Regions from separate parts of the Mus musculus genome. Here all the other regions are linked to region 3. Evidence: chromatin loops called from intact Hi-C (ENCODE). Cell type or tissue: left cerebral cortex. All regions are shown on one strand. Region 1 holds the start of Stc2 (stanniocalcin 2). Region 2 overlaps Stc2 (stanniocalcin 2). Region 3 holds the start of Gm35063 (a long non-coding RNA gene). Region 4 holds the start of Erlec1 (endoplasmic reticulum lectin 1).

The links. Peaks named below come from ENCODE experiments on the same cell type or tissue, not always from the same donor. Only the 100,000 strongest peaks of a DNase experiment are listed, where the experiment ranks them.
Region 1: it touches region 3 in a loop (2.5-fold over the local background); 17 of 42 quality-filtered maps call a loop at or near these places.
Region 2: it touches region 3 in a loop (2.3-fold over the local background); 15 of 42 quality-filtered maps call a loop at or near these places.
Region 4: a loop joins it to region 3, with 2.0 times the contacts of the local background. A loop is called at or near these places in 2 of 42 quality-filtered maps.

What each region holds. Positions count from the first base shown.
Region 1 is chr11:31,368,821-31,376,820 of GRCm38, forward strand. It overlaps Stc2 (stanniocalcin 2), which reads right to left and starts at 1,241. Exons shown (of 4, transcript NM_011491.3): 1 at 892-1,241. The coding sequence starts at 1,042. In left cerebral cortex, a CTCF peak has its summit at 4,871 (motif pointing left); DNase peaks (open chromatin) are centred at 174, 708, 926, 1,317 and 2 more places; H3K4me3 peaks cover 2,753 bases.
Region 2 is chr11:31,357,983-31,365,982 of GRCm38, forward strand. Stc2 (stanniocalcin 2) reads right to left here. Exons shown (of 4, transcript NM_011491.3): 3 at 7,350-7,561; 4 at 1,459-2,546. The coding sequence ends at 2,162. Among named protein-coding and RNA genes, the nearest start is that of Stc2, 8.1 kb to the right of the region's middle. In left cerebral cortex, no CTCF peak of the experiment used is centred here; a DNase peak (open chromatin) is centred at 4,505.
Region 3 is chr11:31,610,642-31,618,641 of GRCm38, forward strand. Gm35063 (a long non-coding RNA gene) reads left to right here and starts at 7,163. Exons shown (of 3, transcript XR_381134.2): 1 at 7,163-7,350; 2 at 7,871-7,954. In left cerebral cortex, a CTCF peak has its summit at 4,696 (motif pointing left); DNase peaks (open chromatin) are centred at 3,811, 4,687 and 6,790.
Region 4 is chr11:30,951,162-30,959,161 of GRCm38, forward strand. Erlec1 (endoplasmic reticulum lectin 1) reads right to left here and starts at 2,970. Exons shown (of 14, transcript NM_025745.3): 1 at 2,753-2,970; 2 at 1,411-1,515; 3 at 146-226. The coding sequence starts at 2,914. It overlaps Asb3 (ankyrin repeat and SOCS box-containing 3), which reads left to right and starts at 3,237. Exons shown (of 10, transcript NM_023906.3): 1 at 3,237-3,408. In left cerebral cortex, CTCF peaks have their summits at 2,507 and 3,339; DNase peaks (open chromatin) are centred at 2,546, 2,800 and 3,249; H3K4me3 peaks cover 2,292 bases; H3K27ac peaks cover 1,187 bases.

The DNA.
Region 1 (8,000 bases), 240 kb before region 3:
TGTGCGCCTAGACAAGCGGGGGTGAGAGGCTGAACTGACTCCACGCGTGGTCGCGAGCAGGGCAGCGATCACTCACTTGGAGAACCCTGACCAGCACTTGTGCATTCCGGCTCAGGCAAGGAGCGCACGCACGCCACGGCCGCCGCTTTCACACGGCCCCCGAGGAATTGCGGGGGTGGGGGCGTAAGGAGACGAGCGGCAGACACGTTTCTTTCTCTCCCGGGAGCTGGGAAGAAGGCCAGCCCCGTGTGCCACACGTCAGGCTTTTGCACTGCAGCTTGCTGGTGAGCAGGGCCGCGCACGATTCGGATCGTGTCAACAGTTCTTCCCGTGCTGACTTGGCTAGGAGCATGGCTGCAGCAGCAGAGGTACGCTTTGCGAACCCCCTCCCCCAAAGGAAAAGTTCCTAACTGGCCAGCAAAGTTCTGGGCTGTCCGGCATCTTTGGAGAAAACGGAGACAGTACATGCCAGGCTGGCCGGCTTGGAAACGAAGTTCTGGGTGCAGGGCGAGCCCAGCTCTGGGGTCCCTTGGTACTTCGCACGGGCCAGGCGTGACGAAGTGCGCCCTGCTCCGGGCCCGGGACTCTGGCTGGAGCTGGCAGCAGCGTCAGGCACAGCCTCGGTTCCCCTCAGCCCCGGGGAAGGCTAGCAACAAGTCTTGCCTCAGCCATTTCATCACCCTGCTAGCACGTGCCGATCCCCGGCTCTCGCAGCCCGAGCCAGACCTCGCTTCGCCTCGCTCTTCCCTCTGCACGTCCCGAGCCACGGAGAGTTTGTGCCGCCCGGGGTGAGCTCGGGTCGCCGGCTTGGGGCTAAAGGCACCCGGCGCGCCGCGAGCATGCACCCTGTTCTCCCCCGGCAGCTCTGGGCTGCAGGGCGCACGCGTTTACCTGTGTTCTGCAGGGACAGACGGCCTTTCTGCTGCGAGCTCCTGTCTTGGGGACCTTCCGGAGGGTTCGTGGAGTCCGTCCCCTGCGCCGGGTCCAAGGTGGCAAACACCAAAGCCAGGGTCACAAACTGGCCCAGCCGCTCCGCACACATGGTTCTGGGTATCACCCTCCCGCCTGGAGACCTGGATTCTTTGTGCGCCCCTCCTCCTCCTCTTCCTCCTCCGCCGCTTCCCCCTCCTCCCACTCTTCCTCCTCGCTGGCCCCTTCCCTCCTCCTCGCCGCGGCTCGGATAGAGGTTACCCAGCGCCCTCCCGTAGCTCTCTGGAGAGCATGTGACCAGGCCGTTAGCCGCGCCGCGAGTGCCCGGCGATAGCAGGGATGGTGCCTCAAATATCCCTGGAAGCTCTGGTGTCACTTGAATGAAGGAGTCGAGCAGGTGTTGTCCCGGAGGCTGGACCAATCGGAGACCCCGGCCCGTTTGACAACACAGCGGGAGGCGGGGCCTGCGCCAACTTCTACGGGAGGAAGCGGAGCGCCTCCGCGATCGCCCCACAAAGTTGCAGACCTGGCGGCGGCCACGCGTTTGCGTGGTGTGTGTGTGTGTGTGTGTGTGTGTGTGTGTGTGTGTGTGTGTGTGTGTGTGTGTGTGTGTGTGTGTGTGTGTGTGTGTGTGTGTGTGCGAGACGCGTGCGCGTGTGCTCCGGGGCAATGGCACGCGTTTGCGTGGTGTGTGTGTGTGTGTGTGTGTGTGTGTGTGTGTGTGTGTGTGTGTGTGTGCGAGACGCGTGCGCGTGTGCTCCGGGGCAATGGCCGAATGGACTGAGGGGGAAAAATTAAAGCGGATGCCAACTCTACTTGCAACTAAAAACTAAAAAAAGGGGGGTGGGGGGCAGGAGAAGTCGGTCTTCACAGGGACAGAGTCCCCAGGGTTCATATCCAGCTGGGAAAGTTTCCTCTTTGGAACACAGTCACATTCTCAGCCAGGAGACCTGAACAGATTAGGACAGATACCTGGTCACAGAGATGGTGCGAGCAAATTGAACTCTGGTGGGAATTCCTAAGCGTCCTGACGCTTGTTTTGTTTTTTGGGTTTTTTGGTTTTTGTTTTATTTAAAGGCGCTTGAGGACAGGCGTGGAAGCTGCTGGCCTGATTGACTTACCCACTTTCTGCCTGAATTTGATGGGTCCAATAACACCTGGGGCGTCTCGTCTCGCTCCTCCTCCAGTCCAGACGGATTCCTGTCTGGGCTTCAGGGATCCAAGTGACAATTCATTTCACCAGGTGAAAATTCATTTGCATCATTTCCTGGCTGGTGGCCTGGAGGCCCAGGCAGCCTTGGGTCAGGCGGCCACAGACCATCGCGTGCCCAAGAGGCCAGAGCTTGACAGGCAACTTTAGGCGTCTCCAAATACAGTCTTCAATTTTCTCCAAATGCCACTCGGCCCACTTACGGGTTTTGTTTGTTTGTTTGTTTGTTCTACTCTGCAGTCCTCTGATGTAAAATTAAAGCACCCCACCCCCCAAATCTTGGGACCTTCTATTTTTTTCTCCTCTTCTTGGAGCCCCCTCCTTAAGCACCCTGAGAATCAGATCGCCTTCAGCTGCAATCTCCGCTGCTGGAGGAAGCGGGGAGAAAGTTGGGCGCTGCCGGGAGCGTCTTTCCTCCCTGCTGTGTGTGTACGTGTGCACGCTCACGTCTCCCTCGCGCTGGGCCCGGGACAGGAACTGCTGCTCTTGGCCTCATAAACCCGAAGGAGTAATTCGGGGGGCCAGCTTGATTGGGGGAGGGTGGAGAGGCGAGCGTTGCCACCTAGCGCCACATGGCACTCGTCCGGTATTGGCACTCCTTGCCCCTCCCCCGCAGTCCCCACCCTAGTCTTGGAGAACAGGTGAGCCTGGGTACCAACTCTCAACCCCCGTCCTTGCCCGACTTCCCGCTCGCCCGCGCATTCTGCAGTAATGCGCCTGGGAGGTTTCATCACCCACCGCCCGCGGCGACTGCAACCCTGGGCCTCCGAAGCGAGGCCCGCTCTCAGCCTCTTCTGCGCCTACGTGTGACACACCTGGGGGAGGGGTATAGAAATGAGCGCGCAGGTTGTCTTTCCGCAGCTGTTCAGCTTCTCTGGGTGCCAGCTGCCCTCCAGCGAGGGAAATGAGAAGCTGGGGGTCAGGGTGACTGCTGCTTCAGAAAGGAGGAAGGAGCCCTGGGAATGGGCTTTCCAATGGGCAGGACTTCTTGGAGCTTCTGTCTTAGTACCATACAGTTCTCGGCCCCAGGAAATGGTCAGTTTGAATCTCTTAGTCTTCGATGGTAGGAAGAAACTGGCCATTCGTCACTATAATAGCAGTGACTTCCTCATTTATCTTTTGAGGAAAGTGGTGGATATTGGGTATAATGATGGACCATCCTTGCTTGCTTGAATAGTCAATTTAGCTCCCTTTATTAGTTTAGGAGATGAAGACCCTCCTGTACATCCTTCAAAACAAAACAAAACACACAAACGAACAGCATTTTGGTCTGCCCCCACCCTTTAAGGCCGAAAATTTCCTGGGAGAGTCAAGTGGCCCTCAGCCTTAACTTTAGAGCTAGGTAACCTCTCTGTGGCCTCTTTCATGGAACAAAAATATCAGAGAAACAGAATCTGGAGATTCAGGCAGCAGAGGGAAACCACCCACTTTGTTCCATTGTAGAGAGGCCCTGCACCTGCCCTCAGAGGATCTGCATGGTTTGAAAAAAAAAATCATCTTGAGGCTTTAACTTCACATTTCAAAGGAATTTCATGGTTCCCCCTGAACCTACTGCTGCTTTGGAAAGAACACATAGTAGCTAGATGCGTGGTATAAGCACACATGGGTATCCGTTCTTGAAGTTTCATCTCTGGCCAATGCCAAAGCATGCAGACAAAGATGTTCTCCCAGTCCATTTCAACAGGGCTGCAGACAGACTGGGAGGTTTCCTGAGTAATCCTCTAAAGGCCCAGAGCAAATGTTGTGGGGCATGGATCACACTGGTGTCTTTGTTGTAATTTCCCTCTTCTCTGCAGACTCCTTTATCTCCCTCGGGCTGGGTTTGGCAGTTGAGTGGAATGGGCTGGGGACAATAGAGGACGCTTACAAAGCTAGCACTTAAGCACAGGCATCAAACACATTGCAAGGTTGAAAAATTGGTATCTCTCTAACCCTAACATCCACCCTAAGACTTGGAGGAGCAAGAACTGGCCAGCCAGTGCTGCCCTTGGGGCTCCAGTGTCTGTGGACAGGCCTACTTCAGTTTGAGACATATAACTGCTGAGACAGGACTGGTTTGTCTGTGACAGCCAGACTTGCGGGGCGGGACCCCTGCTTTCCCTTTACCAGTTGCCCTCACTCAAGTCCAAGAGTGAAGTGCTTGGGTTGAAAGCTAGAGGAGAGTATTGCCAAGTGGATGCAAGGGGAAGAATGTTTCCATGGAGACAAAACACAAGAAAAGAGGAGGGACACTGTGAGTTTTGTGTTGAGAAGGAGGCTGTCTAGTTTGGTGCTAAAGAGGGAGACGAGGTAAGACTGGGCCACGCTGCCATATCTGCACCCTCTGTGGAAGACCTATCATCTTGATAGGTATCTAAAGATGTGACAAAAGATGCTCTTTGATTGGGTTCTCCTTAGTACTTAGAGGAAGCTGGGGGTGGATGGGTACATTTTGGAACAAGATGAATCTAGTTAGTGGAAAGGAATAGGTTGAACTTTGTGGGTTGTAGTATCTAGAAGGACAGAAGGTATCCTTGCTCCGATGTGAGTAGGTGGGGGTCTAGCAGACAGGCTCATTCTAGCTTGCTGAGGCAGGGATTATAAGTTGACACATGTCTCTAGTCCAGGCTTCTAAAGGGTTCCAGAGCCTGAGAGAGGAACATGGCTCACACTGGGGAGCTCCGCCCACTAAATGTCCCAGCCTATAGGGGCAGGCTGGCTGAGCTTATGGCACCACCTTATGGCCAGAAAGGGTACTGTCTGACCGAGTAGTGGACTCACTTCTAGGCCCTGTAACATTAACTAGGCGTCCCTAAGGTCTGCTCGGTTTCTTCACACCAGCTCGCCTTGGTCAGCCAGTTCTCACAGGGCTATGATTTAACTTCATGCGCACAAAGAAGGACATCTCTCTCAAACATTTCTATTCTCCATCTTTCCTCTGCCCTCCATCGCCTTCTGTGCACTCTGCTTTTTCATACTTGTAAGAAGGAAAACAAGACAAAAAGGGGTGGGGGTTAGAGGTAAAACTGGAAAAAGTGTCAAACTGCTACATTAGGCTCTCCAAATTCTCATAAGCAGAAGTCTCCCTTAAAAAGTCCTGATTCTCCCCCTTGTCCTCATTCATTGGTTGCTTTATTGACCAGGCTTCAGGATTAAAGGTGACGAAGTCTTTCCCATTTGGTTTTGCTTACTAATAAATCTCCAAAATGTTTTCTGTTCTTTTCCCCCCTTAAACCTCAGCTCTCCAACATCCAACTGAAGAAGGCTTTTGGGTCTGGCCTGGAAACCAACCACTTACAATATTTTTTTAAAGCTGGGCATAGTGCTGCATGTCTTTATTCTCAGCTACTTGGGTGTCGGAGACAGGGGGATGGCTTGAGCCCAAAGCTTCTTGGCTAGCCTAAACAATACTATGAGGAGAATACATTCTAAGCTCCCTAACTAGCTTTCAGAGTGCTGGAACAAATTGCTTGTGAGCTGGGCATTTCCTCTGTCTCATCAATTAGTACTATTAGCAGTCAAGCCATCACTGGATTGGCCAGAGATACAAATGATATAGAGGAAACATGTAAAGTCCCTGTAAGGACACTGTAGCCCTTACAGCAGACTTGTTTCCTGGGATAGCATGAGAAGACAGTAACCATCAAGTGTCTTCTGTGGACTGAGCTGTGTTAGGGTTTCATCACAAAGCCCCAACAGGACCCAGAAACCATCACCGTTTCCCTTGGGATGGAGCTTTTTCGTTCTTCTCGTGTGCTAAGACAAACTTTAGGAAAAAAAAAATATATCCCAAACAAGGGGCTGCCTGGCTTTACAGCTGAGGCCAGAGGGACACTTGTTCTGGGAGGAGGTGGTGTCCTTCTTGCTGGTTTTGAAACTTGAGCTTAGAAATGCTGGATTTCTGATGGATGAAGGAAAAGGTTTTTTGTGGGGCTTGTTTTCCAAATGAGCCTGACTTTGGAAATCTTTGGTAAATGATGAAATTGGTTAATGGGATTTAACCCTCATAATGCCTTCAGGAGCCTTTGAGATGTTTCTTCTTTTCCTTCCCCCTCCTCTTCCTCCTCCTCTTCCTCTCCCTCCCCCTCTCCCTCTCCCTCTTCCTCCCTCTCCCTCCCCCTCCCCCTCTCCATCTCCCCCTCTCTCTCTTTCTCTCTCTCTCCCCTTCTCCCTCCCCCTCCCCCTTTCCCTCTCCCCCTCTCTCTCTTTCTCTCTCTCTCTCTCAGCAGTTCTATTCACAAAGAGTGCTACTTCAGGACTTGTCAATTTTTAGAAGTCCTCTGAAGACAACATTAGAAGAAAGGATAGAGTGAAAGTCTATCTTAAAATTATTTGGTAGGACATTTGGCAAGTCTATGTATTCTATGCATAAGTCATAGAATCTTGGTTTAATTTTTATGTCTTTTACATTTTATCATCCTAGGGTTTATTTAATCATTATTCACCAATTACTGTCAATTATGGTAATGATCTCTGAAGTGGGACGCCAAGGAGGGATGATGGAATGATCTGGAAGGATGATGCAGAGAGAAAGAAACTGTTGGTGAGTCATGTAGAGTGCCCCCTCTGTTCTCAGGAAGGTATGACAGACGATGACACCATCTTTGCAGTCTTCAGCTAATGGCCACTGTTCCCCCCCTCCTCCCTTGGACATGCATTTATTTATTTAACTTCTGAGTAAATGGTAGTGTTTATGGGGCATACTTATTTCTTTTGATTTCCATGAATGTAGAATTTCTAATCCTATGTACAAAATGGTCTAGAGGAAGACTGACAGTGGGAGATGCACAATTGTTAGAGATCAATGCAAATGAGATCAATGTAAAAATGGCAGTACTGCACACTGGGAATAACGATGGCACCAAGAGCCATGTGAGCAAGTCCTAGGCTATGAGCCAGCTGGATGCCAACCTAGATGACACTATCCACCTTACGGTTCTGTGAGCAGGCAGAGACAAGGAGCAAGCACCATATTTTCATCCAGTTAGCCATTCAACAGGAACAGTTTTATCATAAAATATTTTACAGCACCAACTTAGAACGTCCCATCTTCCTAACAGAATGGAGGCCAGTGTTCTTTATATCTTCTGTGATGTTTACTTACCAAAATCTACTTGACACAGTTTAAAACGGACAATGGAGGGAGTCCAATCAAAGGTAATTGCAAAGGAACAGCTACTACGGAGACAGAGGAGTGTGTCCTGATGAACACCCTCATGGGTGTTTATTGTGAACCATACTTCAGTGCTATGGAGCAGAGGGTACAATCAGTCTCTCCGGAACAAAGCTACAGATTGTTGAAGGCCTTGGGAAGCATGGATTCTGTGTAAGAATCAGAATGATGAGCTAGCAGTCACCATCTTGAGATCTGAGACAGCTGAGATGAGTCTTCCCCAGTTTCACACCTGACGCACTGCCGAGCAATTAGATGCAGTCATACAACAGTGCTCATGTTAGGTTTATATCTTCTCAAAACTAGGAAACTATGCTGGGGAAAATTTCCACATTTAAATGATTAAGTTTTACAATAAAGTTTTACCTTCACAGGTTAGAAACAAACAAACAGGAGTCTTCTGGCAGCAGCGGACAGGATGAGACCAATTAGTTCTTGCACACAAAATACTAACCCCCAAATGAATGCTCTGTGCATGTTGGAGTCCCTGTGTCATTGACCACCTTCGTCACTCATTCCTGACCTACACTCACCCCTGATGCTGTCCATTTCCAGCTGTCTCAGATTCATCAATCTGCTGGCTGTCGGAGCAGGAGGCTGCGAGGGAGATAACTCTCATGGCCCTCTACTTATTTTTCCTCAGTGTTATTCGGACTCTAGTGGGAACAGGCGGCACGGGAGCAAACCCATGTGACATAGGAGCTTTAT
Region 2 (8,000 bases), 250 kb before region 3:
AGTGGGTTCAAATGAACAGAGGAAGTGATTTTATGCCTTTGGGGGGGTGGAAACAGAGATAATAAATAGGAACGATGAATATTTACAGTAGGAACAACAAATAGAACATCAGTAGGTGAGCACAAGACACTGAAAAACCCAGTTCAGACTCTGGGACAAGTGAGCAGCTGAGCCAGAAAGAATGGAGAATGTTTGTGAGTGATGTAAGCAGAAAGAGTCAAGGTGCCACGCAGGCACATGGCACAAGAGTGCTACGATCTATATTCATTTCCTGTGGCAAAGCCTGGCATGTTGGGCTTCCTTCCTTCCGGGCAGAACTGACTAAATGCACACTCTCTTCTCTGCAGTCTCATACCTTTCTGGGGTTTTCCTAGCATGTCGCCAGCTCTTCCCTCCCCAAAGCATAGCCTATGAGAGATGGAGGTCCTTTATACAGAGACACCAGCTGAGTTTGGGGGAAGTGCTTAGAGAATCATGGCCTTCTGCGGCCTCAGGGGCCTGCCAGGGAGAAGAAGGGTAGTTGGGTAGGTAGGTCAGAATGCATGCTTTTCACCCTGCTCCCTAGAACAGGGAGCATGCTACCTATGGTCTGGGACACATCCAGCTGGGGGCCTGCTGAAGAGAACCTTAGTGGAACAGAGCCAAATCTGTGTGGCAGAGGGTGCTTTTGTGCTATGATGGCAGATCTGGCTATCGGCAGCAGAAACCATGCAGCTTGCCGAATTGAAACTCCCTAATTACTATTTGGCCCTTCGTAGAAAAAGTTGGCCGAGCCTTGCTCTGGAGACCTGGCCCAGGATACCCTCCACTTCTCTAACACTGGCTGCCAAAAGACTGTGTCAGCCAAAGAGGAAGGAGATTATGATGTTGAGAACCTGTGAAGTCCCTTCTTTCCCCTTTGACTTTTCTTTTGTCTATCCACACCTCTCTCCTTGTTGTTAAGTTTCCACTTTGGCCATGGAGAATAAGCTACTCGTCCAAGTATGCTGAGAGTGACATTCCCCACAGGCAACGGTTTCCTTAGCGGTCCGGATGCCTTCCTCTCTTCTCCCTCTTTGAGGACTGCGGAGGCCACAAAGTTGAATTCCAACTTGGCTGTACCGATCCAACGTACAGGCTCATGGACCTTGACTGGGATCAAGCTGAGATAGCAAACCTCTAAAGAAAGGCTGTGTGTGAAAGTCTCCCTCTAGGTATCCGGCTGTTGGGGGCAGGGGTGGGGAAGAGACACCACGTGGGCAGTGCTGCTGTTCAGGGGCTGCTGCTGGGGGCAGGGGTGGGAAGAGGGGTGGGTAGTGCTCAGGGGTGGGAAAGAAACGACGCCCATGTAGGCAGTGCTGCTGCTTGAGCTCTTTAAAAAAAAAAAAAAACACCTCACAAAAAATTACCCTCCAGAGGTGGGCTAGGGTTGGTTTGGTTTTCTTCCTTCTCTAACCTGGTTTTTGTGACCCAGTTGTTTGGTTTGAAAGCCATTTATTTAGATGACAGACACATAGATGTCAGTTGATTTAAAAAAAAAAAAAGTAAAATGGAGACTTGAAACAGTGGTCAAAAATAAACAAACAGGGCCACTCCTTCAGTGTCCCCCAGACAGAACAATGGCTCAGAAATGACACACAGAAAATGTACCATCCATGTCCCCTCCAGCAGCTCTGAAACACTAGATCCCATGCACGACACTAAACTTCCGGTTTGGGACTGAGTGGGGCTAAGCCCTTCCTCCTCTCTGCTCTCTCTGCCTTGTCAGCTGTATCTCCACTCAGCCCTACCCCAGAACCCAGCCCCTGCTCTGTGCAGACAGTACTGGGAACTGTGGGGGAGGGTTTACCACCCACCTGTGGCCCCTTCCCTCCCCGGCTGACCTCCCCCCAACAGACCATACTTAAGCCACCAACTAACTCCACAGACCGAAGAGACAGTTACACGGCCGATTCAATACAACACTCCCGCCAATAAGCTTACACAGGTGCCAACCCACCAGGCACTCGAGACCTTGCTGCCCGGGAATCTTCATCTCACCTGTTCACACACCTGCACGAAGTCCACAATTTGCACACATCCAGCGTGTGACATCCCCCCTCTTTAATGTAAATGTTTTGGAATGTCCATAGATAAGAAAATGGACAGCCTGGAGGAAAGCTTTCATGGCCCGGTTTTCATTTCACCTCCGGATGTCGGAATACTCAGACTGTTCATCCTCCCACTCACTGCTTCCAGAGGGTCCCTGAGCGCTCTGGCCACCGGTTCTGCCTCGAGCATGGGCATTCGGGTGGCTTTTGCTCCCTCGCTCACCCTTGGCACCTCTGTTGGCTGTTAGGTGATGGTCTGTGTCCCGGTGGTGAGGCCTGGAGAGCTGAGCCCTGTCTGCCAGGGGCTGATGCTCTGGGGCTGCCGTGGGAGGTCTCTGTATATTGGAGGTGCAGAAACTCAGGATGGAGCAGAGGCCTCCCCAGCTCTGTTCACACTGAGCCTGGACGCTGCGGGTGACTGCCTCCTTCACATCTTCCCCGCAGGTCAGCAGCAGGTTCACAAGGTCCACATAGGGCCTAGAGATGAGAGCCGAAGCAGAAAGAGTTAAGAATGGAGTATGACCTAAAGGAGCCCTGGGGAGTTGGGACTAGGTCAAGAAAGAGGGAGACACTGTTTAATTTGGGTGATCTTTGTGGCCTTGGTTCCATAGCAGGCAACTGAGGGTAGTAAGGCAGGTTCTTGCTCCTCAGATGGGTGTAGAGCCCTAGGAAAAGGGGCCATTGACAGTGTGTGGATACACAGAAGGAAAGCCAAGGGCTAGCACATTAATTTAAGGTAGCAATTCCAGGCAGACGAGCTGTGTGAACAGAGACCATACCTTGGGCACATCCAAGCTGCAGAAACTGGTGAGTTTTAGTAAGTGGTGGAGGTCCTTCAATATCAAATTCATGTGTGTGTGTGTGAGTTCAGTGAAAAATTCAGCAAGTGTTGGACTAAGGAGCTCTTGAGCAGCCTTCAGGAGACCCCAGAGGTACCTTGCCCTTCATAGGTATTGTCAGTGAGGCACTCCCAATGCCACTTTCCCTGCCTGTGTGCTCCGGGCTTATGCTTACAATGGAGGGCTTTCTGGAAAGCTGCTGGGTATGCCTGTCTAGGGAGTCTGCGAAGGACTGAGATGTGCTGGGGATGGATGACAGGTCCCTGTGGTGTCATCTCCCTTTGCAGGTAGCAGGGAGTTAACATGTGGTCCATAGCCCTCAGTCAGCCAGGACTCCCCTTTCACTGGTGTGTGGGCTGGCTGTCAGGGTGCCTGTGTCCAGAAGGAAAACAGCTCTGTGAGGCAAACAAGGTCTGTGGGGGGCTCAGAGATGTGCTCTCCACCTGCACTGAAGCCAATGACAGACAGCCTGAGTTCTTCTTTAGCCAAACAGGTGGAGGACTTCGCTCCAGGGGGCAGAGGAAGTGTGCGCACTCTTTATATTTATAGGCTTTCTTGGTAGAATATGTCTCCATCAGCGAGTTCTCAGGACCTATCCACTGAGGTTTTCTTAACTCTCACTGGCCTCTTTGGACTCCAGAAAGAATGTGGGATGCTTTGTGTGACTCTGTGTGGCTAACTAGAATTAAGCAGTCTCTAGCCAGTATACGTCCTGGACATATCTGCCTAGGACATACAGCTACCCCCCCTCCCGCTCCCCCGATAGGGAAGTCACCATGGGATGTGCAGCCATTTATAAGGAGCAAGGGTTCTTTCCTCCTTGAGACTTGACTTGACTCTTGGATGGCTACCCTAGAGTGTGTGTAAACTTCCCCTGCAAGTTGGCAACTGTTGCTCTGTAGAAAAAGCAGTGTCTGTTATGTGTGCTATAGTCACTGCCATTTGCTAGTTGCTCCTCAAATAGGATTGAGTTGTCCTTACTTTGAGGATGTAAGAGCCAGAAAGAGTGTGAAAGGAAAGTTCCCTCTGGGAACACTTGGGCATACTTCCTGGCCTGAGAACAGCCCAAAGGAGCATTCTGGAGCTGGCTGTTTTGAAGACTACATTACTCCTTAGGCTTCAGTTTGTGCCCAGCTGGTGGGCTAGGTCCTGAGGCTCTCTCCAGCAGGCCTCTGCCAGTGGTAAAGGATAGTTTCACCCTGTCTCATTGAGCCCTTTGAGGAGGAAGGTACCCAGAAAGGGATGCTGAGATTGCTCATATCCTTCCACCTTTTGGAAGCAAACACTATTTTATGAAGCTCAAGTCTACTGAGTCTGTCTACAAAATGGAAGAAGATGTTCACTCACTTGCTGACTCTATCAGAATCTGAACTGACTCTCCCCTTTATGCTTCTTAAATGAAACTCTCCTGGGAATACAGTTGTCTCTGGTGCCTTTCCCATCACGTGTATCTACCATTGGATCCCGGACCTTCAAGGCAGACACTGGCCTCCAAGGCAGGACTGACTAGTCCTCCACTCTTGGGCTTGCTCTGTCTTCTCTCTCAGGGAGGAAGCTGAGCCCTGTGGGGAGGGTGTGTGTGGCCAAGTAAGTTAATTTAAACCGTGCTTTGGGTTGGCAAGGTGCCTTCTCATGCTGCAGGCTGAGCCTGTCTGATGACAAAATCCAGCACTCAACTGAGTGTCAACAAGGCTGAAGGAGGGGGATGTGCCTGAGGCTCCAAACCCTTGGTGGCTGCCAGTACCTGGTGACAGGGTGTGCAGAGACCAAGGGAGATGGTCACAGCTAGGAGGAGGCAGACCATAAGGAAAAAGTGGGGTAGATAGGCACACTGACAGGGGCAGCTTGCAGCAGACTGGCCACTGCTGCTGTAACCTGCTCCCAACATGAGCCCAAGAGAGGATGGAATGGTTTGGATTCTGCAGCAACCGACTTCCTCCTCTTTAGCGTGAAAAAGCAAAGTTGGCTCACATTCTAGTGTTCATGACTCTTGCCACACACTCAGAGATGACTTTCTTGGTATTTTAGGGCTCAAAGTGTCCTTTAGCCAGTTAAACTGGTTGAAAACTTGGGAAAGTTCAGGCAATTCAGCTTGAAGTTGAGGCACTGCAGAGATGCATTGCAACAGGGAATGGAGGGTTTCAAGGGAATGTAGCTGGAGTTTGGCCCAATCCACTGCCCAGAAGGACTGGCTTAGCAGGAGTAGGCCCTGCACGTGGTCTCCTGGCAGTGTTCTTAAGACATCCATGCCTCTCCTCAGGGTGTGGGTCACCTGCATCTCCAGAGCAGGCCAGTGTTAGCTACCATTGCTTATTCTAAATGGCATGCAGGACCCTTTGAACAAAGAGTCTGGAGGCCATGCTTCTCTGGGAGAGACACGAGAACAACACAGACACTAGAACACAGACACTAGAACAGCACAGTGCTTCAGCCCTTTGTAAATTCTAGGGTGGGGTGTGTGTTCCCCAAACCTGAAAATTCCAAGCTATCCCAAAGACTTCCCTTTTTAAGAGGATATCAACATTTCACACACTCCAGGACTCTACCAGAGATGTTTACCAGGTGCCCAGCCTCCCACTCACAAGGTCAAGAAGCCATCTTAAATCAGTCACAGAGCCTTCAGAGGTTCCTTGGCTGTAAACATGCACTTCTTTCAAGAGCACCTTGAAGTAAAAGACCCTAACCCTCTGGTGACGATGATGGAGCAATTAAAAAAAGGAAGATGCTCTGGTCACATATGAAGACCCAAGAAGCCTTATCAGGTCTAACAAGAACAGGCTAAGGAAGAGCGGGGCAGAAGGCATCCCGACTTACTCTTCAGATGCAGTTTCAGTCATACAGTGCTTGTGGATTCAACTAGCCAACCCCAGAGCACTGTTTCCAGAGACTGCTTGGCTCTGTGCTGAAGCAGACTTTTTTCTTGACACTATTTCCCAAGCACTGTAGACTAACATCTTGCAGCAATTGTGTTGTCTTTAGGTATTATCACTCATCCAGAGTAGATGGGAGGATGCTAAGTCATATGCAAATACGTCACTGGTATAGCTAAGGCTTTCTCATCCATGGATGTTGATGTCAGGGAGGGCCTTGAAGCGTCCATCCCCAGTGCATAGCCAGAGAAGACTGCATTTCCATTCCCCAGGCTTCAAGGTAGGAATCAAATCTCACAAGTAAGAAACAAGCTCTTAGTGTCACCAGCCTTCTCTATGGAATGGAGATGCTACCTTCAATCTTGTAGTTAGTTTGGAAAGACAAACGTGGTAATCCATGGGATATCCCATAGACAAGGTCCTGGCACACCAAAGAGAAATCCAAGACAATTACAATTGCTGCTGCTATTACATCATTGCTTTGTAAATATTCGGGAAAATAAAAATATGTTGTAAAGTGTTAAATGGGGTTCTAAAACCATGCAAGATATTTTTCTTTTGAAAAGAGCAGTTTGCAGAATTTCACCATGAATAATTCAATATTGTACCAAGCAAGGTGTTGCAATCTTCTAACGACCATATAAAGTGGGCAGATAGGAGGGGGCTTCTGATAGAACCTAGGCATTAGTGTGGTGAAGGCAGGGAATATGTTGGTGACATAACTGGGAGGTTGTCCCTAAAGTTGTGCTGATTTGGCCCAATGAGTCACTTTGGAAAGACAGGCATTGCTACAGAGGGGGCAGTGACTGGCACTGGTCTGCTCAATGGTGGCTTCCCTTTTGATCTGTATCTGTCTTTGGGGCCTATAGGCCAGATTTCATGTTAGAAACAATGGTGTAGTCTGCTCTAATGCCCTGCAAAATCCAGGATCCTACAGTTGGGGCAAGTTTCAAAGAATGAGAGTTTTTGGCTTTATCACTGAATTGTGACTTTTAAAATCCAATTTAGCATGCATGTTTCTGATGTTTGTTTTGTGCTTTCTTCAGAAGTAGAGAAGGGGAAGGGGAGTCTCTGAAAGACGAAAAGGCTGCGGATCAAATTGGAACATTTAAGAGTGTAAATGTTGTAGCCACACTGCCTGGACGCCAGACCCTAGCTTTGCTTTTCCCTGTGTGTCATTCACCTCAGCAGGCTCAGTTTTCTCATCTGTGAATTGGGGATATAAAGAGTTGTTGTGAGGGCTGGGTAACATCCTTGGCAAAGCATCTAGCAAACAAAACCAGGTACCAGCTGTCTATACTGACACCCATGAGCTACTTGGACCACACAGCAACCAGTTGGGACTTGGCTAGGGGCAGAGTGGAAAATAATCATCTGTTTCTGTTTGTGGGAATTTCAAATCTGATGATCTTCTGGGGGGCTTTCTAGCTTTCTGGAGCATTCCCCCAACTGTATCTACCAGGAGGTAGTTTACTTCCAGAAATAGCATCCTTGAACATACTTCCAGCCCTCAGGACCCCACTGCCAGGCAGCCCTTCCTCCCGTTCTCCTGGGGATGGGACGCTACTCACTCATGCAGCAGGAGATCCTTGAAATGAATCATCTCCACAATCACACCGACGTTCTCCTGGGCTGCGGAGCACAGGTCATGCTTCAGATAGCATTCCCTCTGCAACTGGAAAACCATTTCCCTAATTGCTGGACACTTCCTGCTGATGCAGCCAAATTTATGACGCAGGGCATGGGCCTTGCACCTCAGGGCATCCTTGATGAATGACTTTCCCTGGAGATGGAGGACAAAGAAGGGAGGGGCCAAAGGAGAGCTCGTCACTAGCCAGGATGACACTTGCCAGTCTCAGGCTTGCACAGGAGTCTTTGATCTCAGAGTCCCAAGGTTCCACTCGAATGGATGTACTTCCAGGTGAGAGGCTATATGGGAGCTACATCCAAAAGTGACATGACACCTCCCCAAACCCCGTGCATCAGGCTAGAGTGGATGTGAGGTTGATACACTAGCAGATCTCTGTCTCCCCATCCCAGTTACTCTTCTGGTTTCCTGAAATGGGGGCTTCCTCCAGGCAGCTGGGTGGAGGCTGCCCGGTAGCAAATTCTCTGGAACCCCAGGGGATTGGACCATAACTCCTTGGCTAGTATTAGCGAGAGCACACTTCTCTTTTGCTCTCCATCCATGGAGGCCATGATCTTGGAACCTTGCATTTCTG
Region 3 (8,000 bases):
CACAAGAATGAATAGAGACCTTGCCAACCCATGGCATACATATACATGAAATAACCTCTGCTTTAAGGTGCTGTGTGTTACTGCAGTCGAACCTTGCGGTCCTGATGGATTTAGACAGAAATCACCAGTGGCCTCAGTGTACATAACACACAGGGAGGATGTTAAATTGCATCCTCTCCCTTAGAGACACTCTTCTCTTTTTCACTATCAGGACTGCCTCAGGGAATGACTATGAAGCTGGAGTAATCTCACCCCTTGCCCAGGAGGTCCTGTGCAGAGTGGGAACAGGTCCAAGTTTCAGTAGTTAGCTAAAAATTCACAGGGTAGTTTAGAAACTGAATTTAATTTTAGGGTTGCCTTCTATTTATAGAAAAATGATTATAGTTTTCCATTTGTGGGAGTGATATAAAATGTAAAAAAAAAAAGAATGTCACTAAAGAAAGAGTCATTTTGAAGACTTATGTGAAGCCAATAAAACATGGGGGATGGGGGGAGAGGGGGCAGGGCAATGCTTAAAGCAAAAATCCCAAGGTCAGTTTCCAAGTGACTACCATAGGGGACAGAGCTCAAGTCTATCGCAGAAGCAGAAACTTCCTACAAGGTCAGCCAGAGTCCTGACCATAGCCATGAAACATTAGTAAGGTTTGGGGGGGGGGGGTTTACTGGTGACATGGTGACAGCAGCCATCACATAGAGGCACAGAACAGAAGCACATCTCTGAGCCACCCCTTGCCTGGAGCAATGGGAGCCCAAGATTTGTGTGTCAAATAAGGGATCTTTTAGCAGGACATGGTAAACACACCTGCCCACTTAGGTACTGGGCGGCAATCAGGAAAATATGGGCTCTCCTGTGTGTCCTGGCAAGCTTTAGTGAACAGAGTCAGAGCTTACCAGCTCTGTAAGAGTCAGTCATGTCAAGGGAGCTAAAACCATCCAGTAGAAAAAAGACAGCATTTTCAACAAATGGTGCTGGTACAACTGGCGGTTATCATGTAGAACAATGCAAATTGATCCATTCTTATCTCCTTGTACAAAGCTCAAGTCTAAGTGGATCAAGGACCTCCACATAAAACCAGACACACTGAAACTTATAGAGGAGAAACTGGGGAAAAGCCTCTAAGATATGGGCACAGGGGGAAAATTCCAGAACAGAACAGCAATGGCTTGTGCTGTAAGATCAAGAATGGACAAATGGGACCTCATAAAATTGCAAAGCTTCTGTAAGGCAAAAGACATTGTCAATAAGACAAAAAGGCCACCAACAGATTGGGAAAGAATCTTTACCAATCCTAAATCCAATAGGGGTTAATATCCAATATATACAAAGAACTCAAGAAGCTGGACTCCAGAAAATCAAATAACCCTATTAAAAAATGGGGTACAGAGCTAAACAAGGAATTCTCAACTGAGGAATACTGAATGGCTGAGAAGCACCTGAAAAAATGTTCAACATCCTTAATCATCAGGGAAATGCAAATAAAAAAAAATCCTGAGGTTCTACCTCACATCAGTCAGAAGATAAAAAATTCAGGTGACTGCAGATGCTGGAGAGGATGTGTAGAAAGAGGAACACTCTTCCATTGCTGATGGGATTGCAAGCTGGTACAACAACTCTGGAAATCAGTTTGGCAGTTCCTCAGAAAATTGGACCAGAAGATCCAGCAATACCTCTCGTGGGCATATACCCAGAAGATGTTCCAACTTGTAATAAGGACACATGCCCCACTATGTTCATAGCAGCCTTATTTATAATAGCCAGAAACTGGAAAGAACCCAGATGCCCCTCAACAGAGGAATGGATACAGAAAATGTGGTACATTCACACAATGGAGTAACTACTCAGCTATTAAAAAACAATGAATTTATGAAATTCTTAGGCAAATGGATGGATCTGGAGGATATCATCCTGAGTGAGGTAACCCAGTCACAAAAGAACACACATGATATGCACTCACAGATAAGATAGCCCAGAAACTTAGAATACCCAAGATCCAATTTGCAAAACACATGAAACTCAAAAAGAAGGAAGACCAACGTGTGGTTCCTTCTTAGAATGGGGAACAAAACACCCATGGAAGGAGTTACAGAGACAAAGTTCAGAGCAGAGCCTGAAGGAAGGACCATCCAGAGACTGCCCAACTTGGGGATCCACCCCATAAACAACCACCAAACCCAGTCACTAAGCAGATGCCAACAAGAGCCTGCTGACAGGAGCCTGATATAGCTGTTTCCTGCGAGGCTCTGCCAGTGCCTAACAAATACAGAAGTGGATGCTCACAGTCATCCATTGGATGGAGCAAAAGGTCCCCAATGAAGGAGCCAGAGAGCTGAAGGAGTCTGAAGCCCCATAGGAGGAACATCAATACGAACTAACCAGTACCCCAAGAGCTCCCTGGAACTATACCACTAATCAAAGAATACACATGGTGGAACTTGTGGCTCTAGCTATATGTGTAGCAGAGGTTGGCCTAGTCGGTCATCAATAGGAGGAGAGGCTCTTGGTCCTGTGAAGACTCTATGTCTCAGTATAGGGGAATGCCAGGACCAGGAATGGGAGTGGGTGGGTTGGGGACCAGGGGGAGGGGAGAGGAGATAGGGGATTTTTGGAGGAGAAACTAGAAAAGGGGATAACATTTCAAATGTAAATAAAGAAAATATCTAATTTTAAGAAAAAAGAAAAGAAAAGAAAAAGAGTCAGTCATGTGGGGATTGAGGAAATGAAGGGGAAATCCTTAGCCACTGAGGAGATGAGGAGGCCATTTGTGTATCTGTGTGTGTGTGTGTGTGTGTGTGTGTGTGTGTGTGTGTGTGTGTGTGTGGTGTGTGTTTGTGTGTGTATGTATGTGTGTATATGTGTGTATATGTGTTATGTATGTGTATATGTGTATTGTGTATACATGTGTCTGTGTGTCTGTGTGTTGTTTGTGTGTATGTGTGTATGTGTGCTTGTGTATATGTGTGCCTGTATGTATATGTGTGTGTATATGTATGTGTATATGTGTGTGTGTGTGAATGTGTGTGTGCCTATGTAGATGTATGTCTGTGTGTGTGAGTCTGTGCATGTATGTGTCTGTGTGTTGTCTGTCTGTCTGTGTATGTTTTGCACACACATGTGTTGGGAGATCATTTGGAAAGGACAAGAGAAGGCAGACATATCTGATCTTTAAACTGAGATGTGCAGTGTAAACCACCCCTACCGCCCACGACAGTGTCCCACACCAGCACAGTGCAGCTCAGTGTGGAAATGTTGGGAAGGCAGGGGCGTTGATGCTCTGTGCTGTGAGAAAGCCAAGCCACAGAAAGGACCATGGGCTCTGCTCAAATCCCACAAGAAAGACCCCACTATGGCAACAAATGCCTGGTTGTCATGTCACCCCAGTGCTGACTTCTAAAGGAATCAATTCTCTAGCTGTCAAGTGACGTCCTGGCTTTGAGTCTCCATAGGTAAAGGTCAGCAGGAAGGCAGCTCTGACTTCCTAATGCCAAGTGTCACAGGAGGATGAAGTGGCTGCCTGAAGCTGCTACTGTCAAAGTAGTTCCGTGTGAGTGTGTGATCTACCGGGAGCCCAGCGTGGCAGGACAGAAGCCAGGCAGGGGCTAAATGAGAGTCGGAGAGATGAAAGAATGACAGAATACTTGAGCATGCGCATTCATCTCAGAGCATGTGCATTCGTCTCAGCAGACTGCCCAAGCCCTTCTATCATCCCCAGCATGTCCCGGTGAATAGAGAGCACCAGGGTTCTCATGGTGTCTGCAGTCTCTAGAACTACAGACTGGTACCTCCTTCTGAGAGCCCCTGATGTGATTTCTTCTCCACTCCAAACCACTGGCAAATTCGCTAGGAGCTAGAGGCAAGAGGGAAGGTGTGCGTGGGCAGGAAGGGAACACGAATCTCTGGCTTCTGTCATCCACAAGCTAGTTCTCGTTTTCTGCAGAGACTGTGTTCTGAATGGCAACCTCAAGATGCCCGTGCTTAATGTCGGGCAAAAGCTATCCTCTAACTCAGCAGCCCCGCATCTCATCTGGCTGCAGATGCTAAGAAGCTCCTGATGAAGTTCACCTAGAGTCATGGGTGGACGCAGTGTTGGCCGAGGTGGTTTTGTGAGCGCCACCCAAAGCCTTTTGATCTGACCTGCTTGACAATTGATGCAAAAGGCTCTGTCTGTGAAAGGAGGATTTATAGGAAGGTAGGGTTTGCCTGCCTAGACACCACGGTGAGCAATGCCCATCCAGCTTAGGCAGTTGTCTCCCTGCTGAGGACTGCTTTCTGAGGCTCTGTGTCTACCTCTTTCGGAGGAAGATGAACTTGCCTCTTAATTCTTTTTAAAAAAGAAAACGACTGCATTCTGGGGTCTCACTGCTCTTGAAGCTTTTCCTGATGTGTCACCCAAGAAGAGCTGGGCACACTCACTCACTACCGCCTGGCAGCAATGACAAAGGAGGCTAAATTGTACCGTGGACAACAGGATCTTTCAAGAACTTCTCATTGTAAATCAACTTTAAGAGTGCTTCGCCAACTATAGCCTTGGGAAAGGCAGTCCGCTCAGCAATTCCCTTCTTCTGACAGGCTATTCACAAATTCCTGAGCATCTCAGAGCCAAGAAGTATGCAGCTAATTTCTTCTATACAGCCTGAAACCCATCTCAAGTCCTAAAAAGCTTATCAAAGTGTGTGAGCTGGTGCCACCTTTCGGGCATTAGTGGTACTGCAGCCTAGCTCTGTTATAAGTAAATGTCCAGACCTAAAGCATCATAGAGTCGAGAGATACAGTATGTTTTTAAAAATAAAAAATAAAAATCTTTATATGAACATTAGTTGGTATTATTTTGCAGGGAGTGGACTGGGGTTCTTGGTGTTGGAGACAGGAGTCATGGATATGTGTGAGGAGATGAAGACAACTGATTGACAGAAATGTCTTTGAAAAATTCTCTGTGTAGAAGAAACTGATCCAGTCCTAACCCTCCCCCCACTCGCCCCCAGCTGAGAGTTGGCCACCCTGTGCGATACTCCAGGAAGAGCTTGCTCGATGGGAGGTGTGAGCTGTCTTGGTCACACACAGCCAGGATAGTAGGCTCATCCTTCAGAGTGCAGACGGGCCAGAAAGGAGCTGCAGAGCGTCCATGCGCTGTGTAATTCTCAGGAATAACTTTACAGTGGAGAGTAAAGACAGGCAAAGATAAAGCGAAAGCAGTCGCTCGATGCACCTACCAGGGGTCACGCGCATGCGCTGTTCTTATGATGCCTCACAAGAAGGCCGTTCCTTTTGCTTTGGAGTAAAGAAAGCTTAGCAGGCTGTTGTAACTTGTCTGAATTCACACGCCTTATAGGAGAAAAGGGGTGGATTCAAACTCAGGCCTTTCTGAGGTTGCTTCTGAGAGGTTCCTAGGCTACCCCGTTTCTTCCCTGTTGCTGTCACCGAGAACTCTGAAGACAACGAGAATAAAGGCACTTACTTGTCCTTCAGAGCAATGAGTATTGTGCAGTTGGCTCCGTACCAGGTGACGCAGGAACAAAGGAAGCATGGAGAATAATCCCAAGAGAAGCTAAAACCATGACGTCAGCTGAAGAAGGCTAGTTATGTTGTGGGTCTTAGGTTCATGGAAGATTCTTGCTAGACGGTGGCCCCCGCTGTTCGTCATCGGAATGAGAGAGGAGGAATTTGGTCCCAGCAGCAGCCTACAGATGTCTGTATGGGAGGATTTCCTGGTCTTGGAATGGGTCAAGACAGAAAAAAGGGGGTGCAGGGGAGACACAAATGCACACAAAAGCAGAGCCGGGTTGTCTTGGTGTGTGGGCTTTGAAGAAGCCAATGTCAGCCTTACTAATGGGACTCACTGGGCGTGGCCCTCAGGACTGTGACACTGGCACTTGGGGCTGTAATGGAAAAGTGGCCAGATCCCTGGAGAGTCAGCACTGACTACAGTGCTGGGGAGATAAAATCCCCACATTAGTCTTTCACCACTAAATCGTGACAGATCTCAACAAGCACAGAGCACTGTATGGGGGTAGCTCCTAGGACCAGTGTCTCTGGCTCTGCCCCAGGAAGGGCAAATTGTCTAACTTCTATGAAGTTGGTCCCCTGGTCTATAAAGTTGAGCTAAGGCTGTGCTTGCCTAACCTGCATGAAACCAAGGCTTCTGTCCCCAGGGTCTCAGAGAACCAAACCAACAAAACACTGGACCAACCCCGGGGCCCCAGATCAATCAGGATTCTGCAGAGAAGGCCTTGCATCAGCTCAGCGGTTCATGAAGATTGCCTGACATGTTCTTGATGATTGATAGCCAGTCCCTACTCCCCAGTCTCTCGAGTTCACACAAGTCTAAACAAGCTCTGCTTTCAGAGAGGAAAGGCCTTGGTTTTATGTCCTTGGATGAATCCTGCAAGATTACTCTATCAAACTTAGTCAAGGGCACTACTTACAGCTAAAAGGGGTCCGGGGTGGTGGTAATGATAGAAGCCCTCCCCCACCCCAGGCCTGTCAACCCAGATCTTCCTAGACCTTCTAGAGCAAGGGTTACTTACTGTCCCCTTGGGCCAATCTATCTAGTCAATGTTGCCTAGTTGCATTTGGCCCATCTAGGTCACTTGTCCACCTAGAAACAGATTCCAAAGAGACTCTAAATTCTCTTTGATCAAGCTGGCTTCCAATTTCAAGCCCTCTGCTGACTTCCCAGTGGCTTCAGCCAAGTCCCTTAATCTTCCCAAGCTGTGATTGCCTCACCCATAAGGTGGGATTGAAAGCCTTGGGGCTCTGTGCTATGCTTGGAATTAGATTACGCAAAGCACCTGGCGCAGGGCCCATGTGGGGTGAGTGCTGAGAGGGGTGGTTCCTCTCTCCAGGCCCTAGCTGAGCCACGTGAGGGCACAGCTGGCTCCCCACAGCAAAGCTTCCTTTCCTTCCTTCTTCCTTCCTTCCTTCCTTCTGTTCTTTCTTTCTTTCTTCCTTTCTTCCTTTCTTCCTTTCTTTCCTTCTTTCTTTCCTTCTTTCTTCCTTCCTTCCTTCCCTTCTTTCCTTCTTTCTTTCTTTCTTCCTTCCTTTCCTTCTTTCTTTCTTTCTTTCTTCCTTTCTTTCTTTCTTGTTTTTGTTTTGGTTTTTTTTGTTGTTGTTGTTTTGTTAAATTGTATTTCTTTATTTTACTTTTCAAGGGTGTAAAACCAGTAGTATGTCTTTGATAGAACCCATATCTCAAACCTGGAATTTTGATTCTCTCCTGGGATCTCCTGAGATCGCCACCTCAGTACAATCTTCTCTGGCAATGCTTCAGGCTGCAGCCAGTCACCAGCTATCAGGGGAAACACTCAGACACAGCCCGCTGTGTAGCCCAGTTGAGGAGTGAGGCTTGGTATAATGTGGGTTTAATGCTCCTTCGACTGTGGTTTCCTGTGGCTTTATCACCTGTCCTTCATGAGCCCAGGAGACCTAGACTTTATCAGACAAGGCCTCCTCTCCCCTGGTGCCTTCTCTAGCTGAGTTTGGATCATATGTATACCAGGCTAGCCTTGAACTTAGCTGAGAATGGCCTTGAACTTTTGTTCCTCTGCCTTCTGAGTGCTGGGGTTACAGCTGTGTATCCTGCTGCCTGGTTTTATGTTAGGTTGCAGGCATTCTTAGAAGCAAGGCAAGCACCCAAGCTACACCCCTGCCCTGTACCCTTCTCTTCTTGCCTTGGCTTCTGGTGAACGTCAATGAAACTTCTTACCTCAGTTTCTCTGAAATAGCTAGTTGGGGGTGGGGGTGGTCACTGGCAAAACTTACTCTGTAGGCTTGCCAACATGTGGGAGGTATTTGGATGCTTGCTTAGCAAGGGAGGCCAAGCTTTCTTTACCTTCTGTGCCGCTGATATTTGGGATGGGTTGCTTACTTGTGCAGGATGAGAGATTCCAACAGCATCCCTCTCTTCTGTCCATGTTCCACTTCAGGACAGCCCAAACCAACTCCAGATATCTGAACCTGGTAAGTGTGCATGTGTGTGTCTGGGAAAGTCTCTGCGAGTCACTGG
Region 4 (8,000 bases), 660 kb before region 3:
AAGAATTTAAATGAACAACATACTATTAAGCAGTAAGACTTGTGCCCAACTTAAAGGGTGTCATACCCTAATAAACGAAGAAAAGCCATTTTAAGCGTCTACTGGCTGCTAAAGACTTACTTTCAAATGCACATAAAATACTTACTCTGTAGGAACAACTGCTTTGTTTAAATAGTGGTTCCAAAAGCTCTCTTGGATTGGGGCCTTTGTAATCCTTTTCTTCTTCCTAGAAAAAAATAAGCTTAATACACAGCTTTCCTAGAACTTCATCCAACCCTGCTGGTTGGGTATGAATTCAATGGTTGAATCACAAATGCTTGGAAATAAAAGAAAAAAAGAGCTAACAACTTGAACAAGAACGTATGGGATGTTACTTCTTTTAAATGAACTGAAGTATGAAGCCACAGAAAAACCTTCTATAGCACTTCATTCTCTTTTTAAAAAGGTTCTGAAGTATCAGTTTTCTGACAATCCTTGTAGACTTATTTCAGAATTTTTAATCACCCATATTCCCCCCTAAATTCTAGCTATTAAAGTCTTAGAATGGTTCTATTGTGGAATGGTGCTTTTCAGTTTCCTTCATATTTTTATACTTCAGGCTTGAGCCACACATGTGGGTGGATTTTGTTTTAAGGGGGTTTAAAACAGCATGGGATAGCTGCCTTGGACAGACTTCAAATATGGAAAAAACTTAAGAAAAGCCCTGAGTCTAATATTTCTACTTTGCAGACCATGAAAATGTAAATTGGCTTAATCAATGCATTGGGTAGAGGAACTGAGTTTCTAATTGGTCCAGGGATGCACAGCTAACCGTAGCCTATACCTCAGCCTCCTGGCTCTAGGCTGTTGTCTTTTACACCTTACTATGTTGCTTCTCCTGCCTCATCGGGAAAGAAGTCATCGCCCTGAAGGATGGCTAAGAGGAGTTAGGTTGTTTTAGGAGGAAGAAAAGGGCATGCGCTGAGGTAGTGAGAAAGTATAAGGAACCTGGAGAATTATTTATTATAAAAAATTCTTTATGAAAGCACTATGTTTACATTAAAAGCTGTATTGTGTTCCACAAACACCATTTCTATAAAGGAAAACAAGCAAAGAGTTAGCTTTTTATTCAAAACATTAGTAACTAATTCCTCTCTCCCATTTGTAATTTTAGACAAGGTCTCACAATGTGTCTGTCCAGCCTGGCCTTAAATTCATGGTAATTCTTCTGCCTGAACCTCTTAGTGTTGAGATTAGAGGTGTGAACATCACACTTGCCTGGTTGCTAATTTTTCTAAAATAAATTCCCAATTTAATATTTTTTGCTACAAGGCTGTTGAGACGCTTGTTACTTATTTTAATATATGATCATAAGGCTGTAAAATGCATCTTTAGTTAGAGAGATCAGCAATATATGTATAAAAAACATACCTCATCCCCACTTGTCACAAGTGGAAGTATACATTTGTATTTTTCTTTATGAGCAGTTGTCATGATGATGTAATTATCTTCTTTATACAAAACTCCAGTTGTAGGCTAGAAACAGAATCAAAAGCATACATTATTTTTTGTCAGTTAAGGTGCTTTACCCTGAATACATTCAGTGCTCTTTAGAACAAAGGTTCCTCAAGTAAATTGACCAGTTCTACTGAAGATTGTTAAAGCACATTTTCAGATGTAGGCAAAATAGTGTAAACATCTTTAAATGATAAGGAGGAAATTAAAAACTGTATACTGTTGTCCTATCTAACAGAAAAGATAAAGTTTGGGCTGTAAAAGAAAACTAGTAAGGCAATAGATTGAAGTTTAAATGCTAATTAATACATACATTGAGGCTATACATTGTGGCACACACCTTTAAGCCCCGCCCTCAGGAGGCCGTGGCAGGCGGATCTGTTTAAGTTCTAGTTTGCACTTGTTTACTTTTTTGGCGGTGCTGGCAATGGAATCCAGATCTAGGTGTGTGGTAAATTTGTCTGTAGTAGTTACACATGGATAGACATTTCAGCACTACAATCATTCAAAACTGAATTTCCATTCTTGTTAGATTATACACCAAAATCTCGTATTCTAGGACTGGAGAGATGCCACAGAAATTAAAAACACATTATTACTCTTCTCGGAGGGGTGAGTACAGTTCCCAGTTCTCACATTGGGAGCCTCACAGCCACTGGCTCTTTCATTCTTGCCTTTTTACACAATACACATTAATTAACGATCATAAAATCCTTTTTAATCTCATGTTCTAGAGTCCTAAATAATAGTGGTAATACATTCAAGCCTCTAGTCTATTCTGCATGGCCAGTAGTATTCCGCATATAAGCTCACTAATATCTTCCAAACCAAATAGCCCTCTCAAATGCCTTAAGGGAAAAGATTCTCAGAAGCTGTATACGTCGTTTTTAAGTGTGTGTTGGAGAGAAAGAATGAATAGAGATGGGACTCCTGTCTGTTGGACGGTTGTGCGGGTAGGGTGATGTGCTAGTTAATTCTAAAACTTCCTCCACAGAGTGGGGCTGTAGAGAAGCCAGATCTAACGTAATGAGATTTAAAGGAGGGAGATGAAGTGACCGCTGATCTCCTAGTTAGTATGGAGGGCATATCCACTTAGTGTGCTAAACGAATTAATGAATGAACGAACACACTTAGGCTTGGGGTCGATAAATGCTTGGGAAAAAAAGGTTCTGGAAGAAAAAGCTAAGGAATCGAGGGCTGGCCCGAATGCTTCGTGCCAGAAAGAGGGGAGAAGGCTGCGGCTCGTGAGGGCACTGACCAGAGAGAACTCGGTACCAGGCCAGTTGACTCGGAAGGGGATGTCGTCGCTGAGCTGGGGCAGCGCTCGGCCGCCGCCGGACGCCTCCAGGAGACCGTACAGAACCAGCAACAGTGGCCCTCCGGGGACCAGGCTCCGCAAGCCGCCGTCTCCTTCCTCCATTGCCGCGTCCTCCAGCCACCGTCACAACCTCCTCTACCAGAGGAGAACAGGAGGAGGGGAGGAGGAGGGGGAGGAAGGGGGGGAGGAGGAGGGGGAGGAGGAGGGGGAGGAGGAGGAGGAGGAGGAGGAGGAGGAGGAGGAGGAGGAGGAGGAGGAGGAGGAGGAGGAGGAGGAGGAGGAGGAGGAGGAAGAAGAGGAGGTACTACAAAGCGTCCTTAGTGCAGGGGACCCAACCGCCGCCGCCACGTCTCCTTGCAGACGGCTGGGCAAAGCCGCCTCCGCCTTACAAGGGCTTGGGGCCACCGCTTCCGGGGCAGGCAGCACATCAACATCCGGGGTTGTTGAGTCGGTGGCCTACGGAAGCCCGCGCTTGGGTCGCGTTGCATTGCGTTGCTGCTGTAGCATCCTAGCGGTTGGACTCAAACGCAGAGGCCCGGGACTGACGCCGGTTGAACGGGTCTGGAGACGGCGCTTGGACGAAGCGGCCCGGCCAGGTGAGTCCTGGCCCGCGCGCTCAGTCCAGCCGCTAGGGACTCTCGGGATTTGGGGGTGAGTGGGCGGCGGCCCGCTCTCAGAAAGCAAGTAGAGAACCGAGCTGTGCAGAGTCGAAGTAGAACTTACAGTTCCGACTGAGCTGCCTACCCTCCAGTCTTTTGCTATTTGCACTCTCCATCTTCTCTCCAGAAGCTTCTCTTAGTTTCTTTTGATGGCGACTGTTGTCACGTCTGTCTCAGATGCTGTGTGTTTGGGGACACCCCCAGTGACACCTGCCACGTCCTTCGACTTTGGCATAGATTTGTTGGGTGGCTAGGCGCGTACAGTCCTGCATTTTTACTTCAGGAGAAGTTTTCCCTCCCTTGACTCAAGTGTTGGACTGTTGTTATTTTACTTAAGTCCAGAAAGTTTATGTCAAGGCCAGAGCCAGGTGAATGTGAAGTTATGAATCAAGTTACAGCAGACTGAATATAGACAGAAAGTTTTGGTTTTTGTCCCCTTCTTGAAAAAAGAAAATAATGTCCACATTTTTTTTCATCTCCTGTGTAATAATTTTACAGTGTTTGCCATAGAACATTTGGTAAGGACTGCCCATGTTGTGGTGTTAAAATCCACTGGGAGAAGAGACTTAGACTCAATTCAAATTTAGACTAAATGAACTTATTCTTACTGTTGGCAGAAGGAAGGGAGCCATAGAGCAAATACAGCCCACCATGCAAAAGGTGAATTAAGGTGGGGCTTTAAGGAGGACATCTGAATTACATGGATTACTGATATCCATGGAGTCTACATCTGATCAGGAAAATTGTCTCACTTCTCTCAGTTGTTTCTTACTTTCTCATTATACAGTAATAAAAAAAAAAAAACCATTTTATCCCTTCCCCAAAGCGATAGTAAGTTTTACAAAAGGCAAGCAGCCTTTAATGCTTTATAGCCCCATTGTCTGATTCTTATCTATCCATTAGGATCTCCCAGGCATTCCAGAGCAAAAGACTCATTGGCCAGTTAAGGGAAGCCTGGCTCCACGTTAAGTTTCGTCAGTCATCACAGAGGACTTCTACTCTAATGACTGAGATAGAGCAGTTCATTTTTCAGTGGGTAAAAACATAGTGCCACTAGATTAAGGCTGGCTGTCATATCCCCACACTCAAATTTGAACCAAATCAAAAAGCAGGAAGAGCAGTCCGTTTTTCAGCTTTGTAAGTTTTCTTTAAGGTAAAGACTCACACTATTAAAACAATATTGTTCTAGAACTGATGTTTTGTTCATTGCATTAGCTCATCATAATGTTTAATGTGTGTCAGGCATTGGGATTGGTAAGCTAGAGAGTAAATGGGCTCCTGTCATTTGTATCTCATTTTCTATCATTGAGATACTACAAATGAATAATTATGAACTAGGGGCTAGAGAAATGGTCCAGTTACTAAGAGTACTGGCTGCTCTTCTAGAGGACTGGTGGTCCCAGCACTCACAAGGAGGCAGGCTCCAACCATCTGTAACTGCATTTTGAGATCTGACACATGCATAGATATGCACAACACAAAACACATCATCATCATAGTCTCATAAAAATTTCTAACTAGATAGAATAATACCTAACATTTATTATTTAGTTTCTGCTAATCATAATATGACTATAAATACTTCTGCTGCGGCCACCTTGGGCACAAACTCGGCAGACAGTCCCACGGTCCCCTGAGGACTCTCCATTCTCCAGGTGCCCTAGCACGCCCAGGATCTTAGGATCACTGGTCAGTAGAACACAACATCTGTTCCAACACCACCAGGAGTGCCTGGGCCCAGCAGGAGCAGGGACATAGGAACCTTGCCCGACCAGTGGCTCAGGTTCCTTCTAGTCGGCACTGGTCTACCTTGGTTTCGATCTCAGTGGACAGCTCCATGCCCCCCACAGGAGGTACCACTTCCAGGGGCTCTAACACGTCCAGAATCTTAGGATCCTGGGATCCCAAAGAGCTTGGTCACGTGAAGATCTTGGTCACGTGAAGATCTCAGGGTCTCAGAGGAAGCTTGACTGCCAAGAACTCTGACACACCCAGAATCTCAGAATCACAGAGAAACCTGGAGTCTTAGGATTTCTGACTGAGACAGGATTACAGAGAGGACAGGCAACAATCAGATATATGGAGGGCAGGGAGCACAGGAGATAATCAGATCGTGTGAGGCAAGCATAAGAACAGAAACAACAAACCAAGGTTACTTAGCATCATCAGAACCCATCATAGCAAGTCATGTATATACCATCACACCAGAAAAGCAAGAAATGGATCTAAAGTCACTTCTCATGATGATGATGGAGGACTTTAAGAAGGACATAAATAACTCCCTTAAAGAAATATAGGAGAACACAGGTAAACAAGTAGAAGCCCTCAAAGAGGAAACACAAAAATCCCTTAAAGAATTACAGGAACACACATGCATACAGGTGAAGGAACTGAACAAAACCATCCAGGATATAAAATGGAACTAGAAACAATAAAGAAATTACAAAGGTAGACAAATCTGGAGATAGAAATCCTAGGAAAGAAATCAGGAGCCATAGATGCAAGCATCAACAACAGAGTACAAGAAATGGAAGAGAGAATCTCAGGTGCAGAAGATTCCATAGAAAACATGGACACAGCAATCAAAGAAAATGCAAAATGCAAAGAGATCTTAACTCAAAAAATCCAGGAAATCCAGGACACAATGAAAAGATCAAACCTAAGGATAATAGGTATAGATGAGAATTAAGATTTTCAAATTAAAGGGCCAGTAAATATCTTCAACAAAATTATAGAGGAAAACTTCCCTAACATAAAGAAAAAGATGCTCATGAACATACAAGAAGTCTACAGAACTCCAAATAGTTTGTACCAGAAAAGAAATCCCTCCTGACACATAATAATCAAAACACTAAATGTACTCAACAAAGATAGAATATTAAAAGCAGTATGGGAAAAAGGTCAAGTAACATATAAAGGCAGACCTATTAGAATTACACCAGACTTCTCCCCAGAGACTATGAAAGCCAGAAGATCCTGGACAGATGTATACAGACCCAGAGAGAACACAAATGCCAGCCCTGGCTACTATACCCAATTGAGAGAATTACTGTAGATGGAGAAACCAAAGTATTCCATGACCAAACCAAGTTTGCACACTATCTTTCCACAAATCCAGCTCTTCAAAGGATAATAAAGGGAAAATTCCAACACAAGGAGGAAAACTACACCCTAGAAAAAGCATGAAACCTAAAAGAAGATAGCCACATGAACAGAATCCCAACACTTACAACAAAAATAACAGCAACAATGAATTTTCCTTAATATCTCTTAATAGTAATGGACTCAATTCCCTAATAAAAAGGCATAGACTAACAGACTGGCTACAAAAACAGGAACCCAAATTTTGCTGCATACAGGAAACCCACCTCAGGGACAAAGAGAGACACTACCTCAAAGTAAAAGGCTGGAAAACAATTTTCCAAGTAAACGGTCCAAAGAAACAAGATAGAGTAGCCATTCTAATACCAAATAAAATCGACTTCCAACCCAAAGTTATCAAATAAGAGAAGGAGGGGTACTTCATACTCATCGAAGGTAAAATCTTCCAAGAGGAACTCTCAATTCTGAATATTTATGCTCCAAATGCAAGGGCATCCACATTCATTAAAGAAACTTTAGTAAAGTTCAAAGCACACATTGCACCACACACAGTAATAGTGGGAGACTTTAACACCCCACTCTCATCAATGGACAGATCCTGGAAACAGAAACTAAACAAAGACAAAGTGAAACTAACAGAAGTTATGAAACAAATGGATTTAACAGATATCTATAGAACATTTTATCCTAAAACAAAAGGATAGACCTTCTTCTCAGCACCTCATGGAACATTCTCCAAAATTGACCATATAAACAGTCACAAAACAGGCCTCAGCAGATACAAGAAGATTGAAAGAATCACATGCATCCTATCAGATGACCACGGACTAAGGCTGATCTTTAATAACAATATAAATAATAGAAAGCCAACATTGATGTGGAAGCTGAACAACACTCTACTCAATTATAACTTGGTCAAGGAAGAAATAAAGAAATTAAAGACTTTTTAGAGTTTAATGAAAATGAAGCCACAACATACCCAAACTTATGGAACACAATGAATGCATTCCTAAGAGGAAACTCATAGCTTTGACTGTCCCCAAAAGAAAATGGAGAGAGCACACATTAGCAGCTTAACAGCACACCTGAGAGCTCTAGAACAAAAGGAAGCAAATTCTCCCAAGAGGAGTACACCGCAGGAAATAATCAAACTCAGGGCTGAAATCAACCAAGTAGAAACAAAAACAGCTATACAAAGAATCAACCAAACCAGGAGCTGTTTTTTTTAGAAAATCAACAAGATAGATAAACCATTAGCCAGATTAACTAGAGGGCATAGGGGCAGTATCTCAACACAACTGGAAAACCTGGATGAAATGGACAATTTTCTAGACAGATACCAGGTACCAAAATTAAATTAGGATCAGATTAACGATATAAAAAGTCACATATCCTCTAAAAAAAAAAAAAGAAACAGTCATTAATAG